3 separate regions of the Homo sapiens genome follow, and regions 2 and 3 are each linked to region 1. Evidence: chromatin contacts called from ENCODE Hi-C or POLR2A ChIA-PET data. All regions are on one chromosome and are shown on one strand. The core of a region is the stretch at or near the end of the contact, and the rest is flanking DNA. Distances in the headings are between cores, read along the strand shown. Region 1 has its middle 38 kb from the start of LINC02031. Region 2 has its middle 200 kb from the start of LINC01994. Region 3 has its middle 97 kb from the start of LINC01994.

Region 1 (3,454 bases), core at 664-3,163:
CTTTTGAGATTAAAACGGAAGTAAATGAAATAAACTCACGACAATGAGCCAATGGCCAGCACTGTTATAGATCAATAACACAGGTTTCAACTCTTTGGAGGGAGAGTAACTAACTTACTTTCTGCACCTAACTTTCTGTATCACATCATTCTTTTCTTCCTGAGCTCAAACTCTGTCTCAGTAGCTTTCTGTAGCAGCCCCTGCGGGCACATAAGATAACATCTATCTGTGCTCCTTATCAAGCCATTCTGTCTAGTCCTAAATGTCAGAATAGGTACTAACACAGCTTTGGGCTTTGCAAGAAAATGTTCTCATCTTTTATCATCAGTTGGAAAGCTTTGGGGGCAGGAGAGACAAGAAGATTCATTCATTATTTTCAACACATATTTAAGTTTCTATATAAAACAAGGAGTGAGGTTCAATCCACAAAAGTTAATGGAAAAGTAACATCGAATTTCATGGTTGGCAGAGGTAAAGAACCACAGTTCCTAAGACACCGGCAAGTCAATTTAGGAAAGAAAAATTGCAGTGCCCACCTTCTTCCACAGAGGGGCACTCCAAGCTCATCACTGAAACCGTGCACTGTGTTGTTTTCAGTGAGCGGTTGTAGAAAAAGAACTTCCAATCTTTTCTCCATGCCTAGGGATTATTAAGAGCGTAGAATTTAAAGTACATTTGCAGGGCTCGATGTGAATGAGGCAAAACCATTTCAGTATCAATCCCAGTGGTGCCAGCAACCCATTCTAAATTAACTCAGGTTTAAATATGTTACAGAAATGTGTTAAATTTGAGAACAAATTTCACTTAGGATCTGTGGGTCTCTGTTACACAAAAGATGGAATACTTTGGAGGCAATGCAGTTCTTATTTAAAGCTAAAATATGGCTTATCATAAAACTATAGTCAGCCCGCTTCAAACACTCATGTCTTCACCAGAATGGGCAATATAGAATGAAAATTACACCTTGAGTAAACAGAATTGTAGATAAATGAGTTATGTCTCAAGACGTTTTGAATATTTTTATTATTGTGTCTGGGCCAAAAGTCTTTCCATATGTCCAAAGGCCCCGTGGCATTTCCAAATCAGCCGTGGGTGACGGTGGGACCGCGGGGCTCGTATGATGCCAACGCAAGCGTACCGGGTGGTCCTCATAGTTTGTTACATTCCAAAATGCAACCATTAAAGGGGCGGCCCTTACCTTCCCTAGTGAATACAAAAAGCCTTTGGAGACCAAAGGGCTGGAATGCTGGGGCAAACGCCACCCCACGTGCTGACCCCTTGGCCAGAGCCGAGGCGGGCGGCCTGGAGTCCCCAGCGCGGAGCCCCCAGGTTCCCAGGAGCTCGGGTCGCTCTCCGCTCTCCGCCCCTCGCCCGGGCCCACGGAAAGGGCTAAATGGCTTGCGACCAAACAGCGAATTTAAAAGGAAGCTTTCACGAAAAGCCCAAGGGAGCGGCAGCCCAGATTGTGTGGAGGGCAGAGCCGCGGGTTCCGAGGGTCCCCGGGGCGAAGCGGGCAGGGGCGCACCTCCGGGCCGCGGGCAGATGGAACCCGGGCTCCCGGGCCGGCGCGCGGGGGGCGGCCGCCTAGACATCCTCTCATTCGGCTGAAGTTTATTCTGGGCCACCGAGAGCTGGAACAGGAAATGTTCCGTCTTTCATGTCCACCGGTGGGCTTCAGACAGTTTTGCACCTCCCGGCGAGCACTGATTAGCCGGCTGAGTTCTGCCGCATTTGAAGTTCACCATTTATTATTAAAGAGAAGTGGCAGTGATTAGTGCTGGGTCCTCGGGGAGTGGAATAAATATTTACTAAATAAGAACGTTCCGCCATAAAGGAACGGCTCGAACAGGTTTCTGAAACCCCGGCGCGGGCCCCAAGTGCCGCCCCCAGGCAGGAAGCGGCGTTGCGGGGCTTTCCGCGAGAGGCTGCCATCTGCAGACCGTGCTGGGCGGCGACCTCCGCGGGGCAGGGCTCGGCCCGGCGCAGCCAGGGCCCGACGAAACTCGGCACTCTGGGCGTTTAAGTTATTTTATAGGCTGTGTTTGTTTTATAAAGGCAGAGGTGAATGTCAAACTAAACTTCGAACCTTTCTTTAATTTAAGGAACAAAGTAACATTTTATCGCTCAAGTAAGGGGACTGTGTTGCTTCCAACGTTAGGAGCATTTTCCAGTATGCTCCAAAGTGTACCCAAATTGTGAGCATCCAAGAAAGCATATTTATGTATATTTCAAAACATTATGTCATACAATGTAAATTATACAGTTTTTATTTGTCAACTGAAGAATAATAGTAAAAAAAAAAGTTTATTTAGTTTATTTGGCAATTAACTTACACGATGGCATCCCTGTCAAAAGCATTCATGTTGGTTGTTTAAAAAGCGTTTTCCTTAATTATTAGAATAATACTTTTACTGTAGAAAATATGAAATTTGCATATATCTAAACATCAGTATCACATGCTTTTTTCCATCATATTTTGCAGTGGGAATTGTCCAATGACATTACATATTTTTAGGGACAAATTTAGTGTCTATATCCATTTATTTAACTTACAGTGAATTAATAAACATTAAGGTAGTTTCAAGTTTTCCTTATTATAATAGCTCAATTAATATTTTTGTATGCAATTCTACACTTGTCTGATTATTCCCTGGCACCATTTTATTTTGAATTTCTTTTATTGTAAGTTGGGTTTAATATTATATTGCGAATAATTACAGAGAAGGGCCAGTTTTTGCTCATCACCATGTACCTGGTGTCTTGTATTATGCTGAGCACATACCAAATGCCCAATAGATATTGATTGAATGAATAAAAGAATAAAAAGTTAGTAGAACATTTGAATTTCTTGTTTTGTGAATTGCTTAATATTATTCATTTATTATGATAAGTTATCTTTTTCTTATGAATTTATAAGCTGTGTTTTAGGTAATAAGGATTTAACCTTCGGTTTGTCGCACATATGGCAAACCTCCCTCCCGTCTACAAAGCATAAGTTTGTGTGTATGTGTGTGTGTTTGGGTACTTTTTGACTTCTAGAAGTTAAAAAAAATTTCATAAGGTTATATTTGGATGATACTCTTTATCACACATGCAAGTTAAATGGCTATAGACAATACTCTACAATCTGTTTTGTGGTATTTTTACATATTTTGGACAGCACATTTTCATTCTTCTATTTATCAAGTTTTTCCCTGGACTTGGAATTTTTTTCAGGATATAACACATGGAGTAAAAAGGTAGTACAATCTTAGTCTTAGTCTGACAAGCACAGGATCTTGAGCCTGGTATCATACCAAAGAAAGATCTGTCAATTTCCCAAACAACCTTTAATTTACCTTTTTCTGATTCACTATTATGAAAGATATGAATAGAAAAAAGATCCCGGTTTTTAAGGGGTTTTCTGTATGTATCTCCTTCCAACTGAATGTGTAATTCCCTTTTATATCTCACC
Region 2 (3,454 bases), core at 476-2,975, 400 kb after region 1:
TGTATTTACCCACTAGGCCTTGAGGTAAACTTGTATTTACCTCCCTGTACTCCTGAACACACACACACACACACACACACACACACACACACACTCCACACACACCTCTTTGGCTAGATCTGGGACCCTTTCCCCTTGTTCTCACAGCAGCACTCCAGGCTTGCCTCTGTCATAGCAGGTAAAGTCTATATACTGTCACTTGTCAGCTTATTTGATTTTCCTCCACACTTGCTCCTTAAGGACAGGGAAGACGTTCCCAAGTTACCCAGCCCAGTGCCTGGCATAAAATAGAAATTCTGTACATATTGATTTAAAGAATAAATAACTCAGAAAAAATTTATTCAAGATGCTTCAGAAATACTGAATAAATAAGTGTAACTTTATCACTAGATAATTAGCTTTTCAAGGGCAAGAACTGACTTTTGTATTAATCCTTAGTACCTAGGGCAATCTTTTGCACAGTGAGGTGTTGAAGAGATGCTTGCTTTGGGAATTGAATTATTACTTTCAGGTATAATCAATGATTATAACTAGATTCTTGGTATTTCCTAAGTAGTGAAATTTGTGGCAGAGGAAAGTTGGTTTCTCAATGGAGAATACTGGTTTGTAATTTTTGTATAAATTTTTGGTGGATGCTTCAAAAGAAGGGTTTCTGAAACTTGTCTAATAGTAAGAATCATCTGAAGAGCATTCACTAAAATATAGCTTTCCAATTCCCACCTCAGACCAACTGCATCACAATCTCCAGGAGTGAAGATTTCACCATTTTTATTAAGTGATTTTTCTAAGACTTGAGAGGTTTGGGTTACTCTTTATAGGACTTAGAAACAATTTTGCCTAAGCATTCTGATAGCTGCATTTTATATTCAAAATTTTGAGTTTGCTTTTCCCCTCGGGTTATATAAAGTACACTCTTGTTAAGTCCATTAGAATGATTCCAAATGCTAAAAAAATTCCAAATTAGTGGGGTTCATAATAATCAAGATTCTTTTGTGAGCCCAAATTTCTGATTTGAGCAGCCTGGGTTTGTTCAAATTAAATTTAAAACAAGCTCAAAAACAGGCAGTGGAACTTAAAAATCATCTCATCCTATGCTTTTGTCCCAACACTTTAAATGATCACATATTCAACAATTGCCCTTACCAGGGGCAAATGATTCTGTGTGTGACAGCTGAGACCACAGAAATCTCTCACTTTTTTTTGCAGTTGGTTATAGGAATTGTTTTTCAGAGAGAGCAATTTTGTACAGCAGTTTGCTGTTGTGTTCAAATTTCTAAACACCACAAGTTCATGTTTACTTGGTAAAAAGTATGCTGAGTTAAGAAGTTAAAACACAAAACAAAACATAACCAAACTAGCACTCAAGAGTGTCAACCCCCTACTCCAAAGATTTCTCTTTAGAAATCCTTTGAGTACGTAAGGGTCAAGGAGGAAGGTGAGAATTGCTCCTTTACCAAAGATATGGCCATTTCTACAAACTCATCATGCTCAGGTAACTCTTTAGCCTTCTCCCTGTACACCAAACATGTATGCATGTGTCTACCAACTCCCTGCCACCATGGGAAAGCAGATTACAAGGAACAAAGGATATTAGCCTTCCGGTGCTGAGGAGCAAGGTAACCTGCAGAAACACACAGGAGACAGAACAAACAAGGAAGAACGAACTGAGTAATGAACAGGACAGGAAACCAAACCAGAAAAACAAACAGGCAGAGAAAGCAACTGGTGATTAAACAAAGGAGCAGAGTAACTCTGCCGAACCCAGGAGTCTGGCGCTCACCTGGGGCCCACCTGCTGAACAGGTGAAGGAAGGCAGCCAGAACTGAATCCTTTTGTGGATTCTAGTTCCCTCTCCTCCACACCCTGAAACAGGTAGAGTCGGGGAGCAACCAGAAAAGCTGCATCTGTGATTCTTTTTCCCCGATGGAAGACCCATAAATACTTTATTATCAAGAGCCCATAGACAAGGCAGTGGTTACAGCAAAACAAATATCAGGAAGGACAGACTTAAGTTTATCAAAGCTACAAGGCTCATTGGATTAAAAGAAAGCTTCTGCTTACTGTGTAACTAGGTTCAGCTATAGCTGTATTAGAGTTGAGGATAGCATTGAGTGATTGTAAATAAATTTTTGTATTTTGCTTGCAATACAAAAATCCTTTTTATCGGTGGGTCCAATGTAAACAGGCATGCACACACACATTAAATATAATTAACAAGTATTTATTAAGCACCTATTCTGAACAAGGTATTGTGGTTTGGCTCTCTATGGAGACAGTGTTATATAATGTACATACTAAAAATATTTTATTGAAGACTCTCAACCTGACAGTGGTGCTGTATGTGTGAAAGTGCCTGAAGAGATTGGCTTTATTATTAATACTTTTTTCCCAAATGCTTATTTGAAGACTATTTGGGGTGAGGTGGAGGTGTGGGTGGGGAATTGTTGGGGAAAATTCAAAAAGATTGATTGTTTTAAAAAAAGGGACACAATGGATTTGCTATTTTCTGACTCAACTACAGCTTTTCATAGTGGAGATATCCAAATTCTATTTTCCTAGTGAAATTATATTTGTCCTGCTTGAAAACACTCTTGCAAATTTTCTTAAGAAAAAAACCTACACAGATAACTTAGCATACTTTCTATGTTTCTTAACTTTAGATTGATCAGAGGGCAAAACATTTTTCATGGCTATAGAGCCAAAAGTGAGGTTGATGCACAAAATTTAAGCCATGAAATCTTTTTTATATTTCCTAAAGGTAAGGCACAAATTCGGCTCTGCCATTTCTAGAAGCCAATAAAAGGAAGGAAACACTGTTAGTTATAAGATTCAGTATATACATAAAAATAAAAACAAATCAATTTTTCAAACAAAGAACAAAAATGTAGATAAAGAGACCAGAAAGAAATATCTCCTTTAGCTGTTCTTAGAAAGGGTTCTGAGTAATGGAATGAACAATATCTGCACAGCATCCCTTTGATAAATATATTTGCCTCGTTTTATTTTTAATTTAACCTATATTGCTGAATTGTGTGCATTATTGTAAGAACCTTAAGTCTGTTTTGGTGCAAGGCTAGGTTAGGTGGGTAAGTGAAAAGACAGAAAATATACTGGTCTGAATTAGGAAAAGGAGAAACAGCATTCTGGAAACCCATTTTTACTTAGTTTACTAAGTATCTGCTCATCCTTACTGTATCACTTTTCTAAGAAAAACTTTGAGAATGCCTTCTTCATTCTACAAATAAAAGTCCTTTGGATTTCTGTACCAGAGAAATACAAAGCTGTAGCTTTCTTAGCCCTGAGAGTTCTGAGCCACCCCTGTGGATGTTCAAGAAAAGGGGCTAAGTCCATCTCTCTCCATTCATGTTGACCTTTAAACAGAACACACCATAGAGAATAGCTTGGAATTTAAGCTTATTAAAAATATACTTTTTCTCCCCCTTGGACATTTTCT
Region 3 (3,454 bases), core at 697-3,196, 290 kb after region 1:
TATTTCCAGCACAATGCTAACCTTCTCAGGGATACATATGTTTAAAATAAAAGGGATTGGGAACAAGCTTAACATCCTTCTCTTAAAAGTAGCATACATTCTTAACATTAAAAGAAGCTGCCTATGGTCCTTAAGAATATATAAGAATAGTCCTATAAGAGCTTTTTCTTTCCTCATTTGTAAAATAATTTATACACATACACTTCTAATTAACATTTTATGTATACCTTCAGTTTTTTCCTCCCAAGCACTTGTGTTTATAAGGACACTGCTGTTGAGAGTAAATAATGATACAATTTTGGCCTTTATGATTCCAAACACCAGTAATGTCCTTTCCAGTGCCTTTTCACGATTTGTCTAATCCTCTATCGCCCTTTCCATCTTAGGCTAGTTGCTGTTCGTGTCCACAAGAGATGAGCAGCAATACCATTATAGGATTCCCTAACAAAAGCCTTCCACGATCATTTTCTAGCATCTTGGAGATTGACAAGGTCCCCTCCTGTTTCCCAAGCCCATTTCCCCCCTTATTCCTGGTGATTTCTTTTCTTATACACCAGAAAGAAAGCACCTCGCTGAGTGGTGACCTCTCTCGCTACATGGATACCTGCTAGAAACAACAAACCTCACGTGTTAAAACTGCCCCTTGATGTGTTGGGATTGGTGTGATGGTTCCTGTTTGATATACTGGGCTGCTTGGAGCTGCCTTTAAAAAAATCAATCCATATTAAAAATAAAAGTTCCTTTTGAAAATTACTCTTCATATTTCTTTGGGGGGGTTGCGCCACAAACCAGCTAAAAGTGCTGAAAAGTGTCATATAATGAAACCACCAGGACTCTAACAAGCCAGAGGAGGAGAAAATGTCTTGAATAATTACAATACTTTTTGCTTTTCAATCATGTTTCAGTTTATCAGTAATGTCTAATTTGTTTTCTTGTTGAGAAGACTGCAAACTTTAAAAATATTTATAAGATGTCAATTTTAATCTTTTGTCCAGTTTATTTCAAATTGGCAAGTATATATAGATATATAGACGTATATTTGTTTTAGAAAAGTATGAGAAATAATTGCCCATGAACTTATATCACAGGGCATAACTTTTTATTAAAAGTTAATAACAATCTCCCTGAAACTTTATCCTCTTTTTACTAGTAATTTTTGCTAGTAGGTTTTTGTTTCATTATGTGTGTAAGTCAATAATGTATGCCAAAGTAAATCATTTGAGAAAAGGAATAAACAATTTTAAAATACAGAATAGCCTTTAGAAAAACAAAATAATTAGAATGTTTTTGGTGAACTTTTCAATTGGAGAGACTCCCTGGTTACATGTGTTTCTTAAAAACATATGTTTATCATGTGTATATAGGTGCATGCATATTTATAAGCAGATTCTAAATATATGTACCTGCAGTTTCTTCATTTAAAAAAATATATGTTTGTAATGTTCCTCACATGACTAGGTTCAAACATAAACATGCCAGGTGTGGTAGCTCATACCTCATTGATGAGGTGGTTCAGGCAAACAGCCAAATGAGAAAGGGTAACTAATGGTGAGCAGCTGTGTTGGTTTAAAGGGCCTGCTGAAGGATCTAACCTGAGCAAGGTTGTTGCAATGTATTAACCACAGATAAGAGTTTGGTTGGTTTTTCTTTCACAACCCAGTTAATATACAGGAACATGAACGCCACTCCTCCTGTAGACTCAAAGGATTAAGACAAATTTAGGGTAGGATTTGAAGAGTGTAGAAAAGCATATGTTCAGCCTTTACTTGAATAAAGGAATGTTCCTATCAGCCTAAGGAATTAAGTTTTGAAAAAGAAGAGCTTCATAATTGCACAGAGATTGGTCAACTGTTTCTCAGATTTATGACTGGATTTAGGAGGCAATCAAGTCTCAACTCCTCCAACTGGCTCAAGGCCTTCCTTAAGCCAAACTCCCTGTACTGACTCACCTTGAGCTCCTCCAGTTCCCTGCTGTGATCTGATTCAGTTCAGCGAGATGCCTTTTTCCTGAAATTGTGTTCAGTCTGTATCCTCTGCCATGTGAATACTCTTGTAAAATGTCTTTCCTGTTTTCAAACATTATGGCCTCTGCCATGAGACCTTCTTAGGCATGGTAATGTGCAAAGTGCATGGGCTCACCAAGTTAGACAGATCTGGGTTTGAATTCTGGCTCAGCTACTTACTTGCTACATGACACTGGGGCTGTTTTATTCCTCTGAGCTTGTCTCTCCTTCTGTAAACCAAGATGATAACAATAGCTCCTGTTTTAATTGAGCCCCACTATAATAATGCTAGCTATCATTCATAAGTTTATGTGTCAATTAATCAAATCCTCACAGCAATCAAGGGTATTTATTTTAATGACCATTTTATAGATGAAAAAAACTGAGGTTCAGAGAGATTAAGAAAACTGCCTTAAGTCATAGAGCTAAGATTTAAACCCAAAGTGGTTTTGTTTGTTTTAACAATTTCATGGCCAAATTTTTCTCCTCTGTGTCATTCCTCTAACTTAACTTACCTTACAGAGCTTTAGTGAAGATTATAAATGAGATATGTAAATTATTTAAAATGTAATAGGCATTTAATAAAGTTTTTATTATTCATTTATTTTAGCCCACCTATCTTTTAACATTCGTTTGTCTATAATATATGTTTTGGTATTAGCTTTAGTCTTTTAAATTTTTTTTGGTTAATTTGTGGGCTTATCTTACATTTCTGTATGGCTGATTTTACTCCTATATAAGGTAGGAGACTACTTGCAAGGTATGATTTAGGGGAGATGCTTTGCAAAATTTCTATGCTCTTCCTTAAGGAGCAGTGCAATGCCTTTTATTCTATGATTAACATGGGGACTAAAAATGCAAAGTCTCCCATCTTTGAACTAAATGTATTCATTCAAATTAATCTCTGTTGAGTATCCAGTAGGCATTGGAAATGGTTTTAGGCAATAGGCATATGAGACAAATAAAAAGGAATCTCTTTTCAGTCTGACAATTCCAATTCAATGTGAGGAGGGGGACTACTTGCCTAGAGTTGCTGTCTGATGTAGTAGCCGTTAACCACATGTAGCTATTGGGTGCAGCTAGTCTGTATTAAAAGGTACTGTAAGTATAAGATACACACCAGATTTCAAAGACAATATAAAAAATGTAAAATATCTCATTAATAATTTTTGTAATTTTTGTAATGATTACATATGGAAATGAGAATATTTCGTTTATGTTGGAATAAATAAAATATATAATTAAAATAAATTCCATCTGTTTCTTTTAATGTGGCAGCTAGAAAATTTAACATTCCACATATGGCTCATAGTGTGGCTCACATTATATTTCTATGAGACAGTGTTGGCCTAGAGTAATTGGGGCAGGTGGAGGATGAGTTAGAAATTACCATTTCTATGTATTTCATTTTATAAAAATCAAATTATGCTGTTAATAACTGGTTTGTAACT

What was found. Hi-C counts contacts between places; a loop is a spot of excess contacts on that map. ChIA-PET counts read pairs that join two places held with the same protein, here RNA polymerase II (POLR2A). Pooled maps may share reads with other maps.
Region 2: a map of astrocyte of the cerebellum shows a loop between it and region 1 (5-fold over the local background). The contact joins two enhancer-like sites. A Hi-C loop is called at or near these places in 2 of 168 maps with a recorded cell type or tissue (Caco-2 and astrocyte of the cerebellum) and 3 of 50 pooled maps. POLR2A ChIA-PET finds 5 or more read pairs at or near these places in 1 of 52 experiments (Caco-2).
Region 3: a map of Calu3 shows a loop between it and region 1 (5-fold over the local background). The contact joins two enhancer-like sites. A Hi-C loop is called at or near these places in 7 of 168 maps with a recorded cell type or tissue (Calu3, GM12878, HepG2 and 4 more), 32 of 37 single-sample maps with no recorded cell type and 15 of 50 pooled maps.

The regions. Positions count from the first base shown.
Region 1 is chr3:182,680,855-182,684,308 of GRCh38, reverse strand. No RefSeq gene overlaps it. Among named protein-coding and RNA genes, the nearest start is that of LINC02031, 38 kb to the right of the region's middle. RefSeq lists enhancers at 604-653, 1,778-1,827 and silencers at 1,498-1,567, 1,978-2,047. Within about 2 kb of position 1,913, at least 4 of the 41 ENCODE cell types and tissues checked have a DNase peak (open chromatin) inside an H3K27ac peak, as active enhancers do.
Region 2 is chr3:182,283,247-182,286,700 of GRCh38, reverse strand. No RefSeq gene overlaps it. Among named protein-coding and RNA genes, the nearest start is that of LINC01994, 200 kb to the left of the region's middle. Within about 2 kb of position 1,725, at least 3 of the 41 ENCODE cell types and tissues checked have a DNase peak (open chromatin) inside an H3K27ac peak, as active enhancers do.
Region 3 is chr3:182,387,708-182,391,161 of GRCh38, reverse strand. No RefSeq gene overlaps it. Among named protein-coding and RNA genes, the nearest start is that of LINC01994, 97 kb to the left of the region's middle. Within about 2 kb of position 1,946, at least 2 of the 41 ENCODE cell types and tissues checked have a DNase peak (open chromatin) inside an H3K27ac peak, as active enhancers do.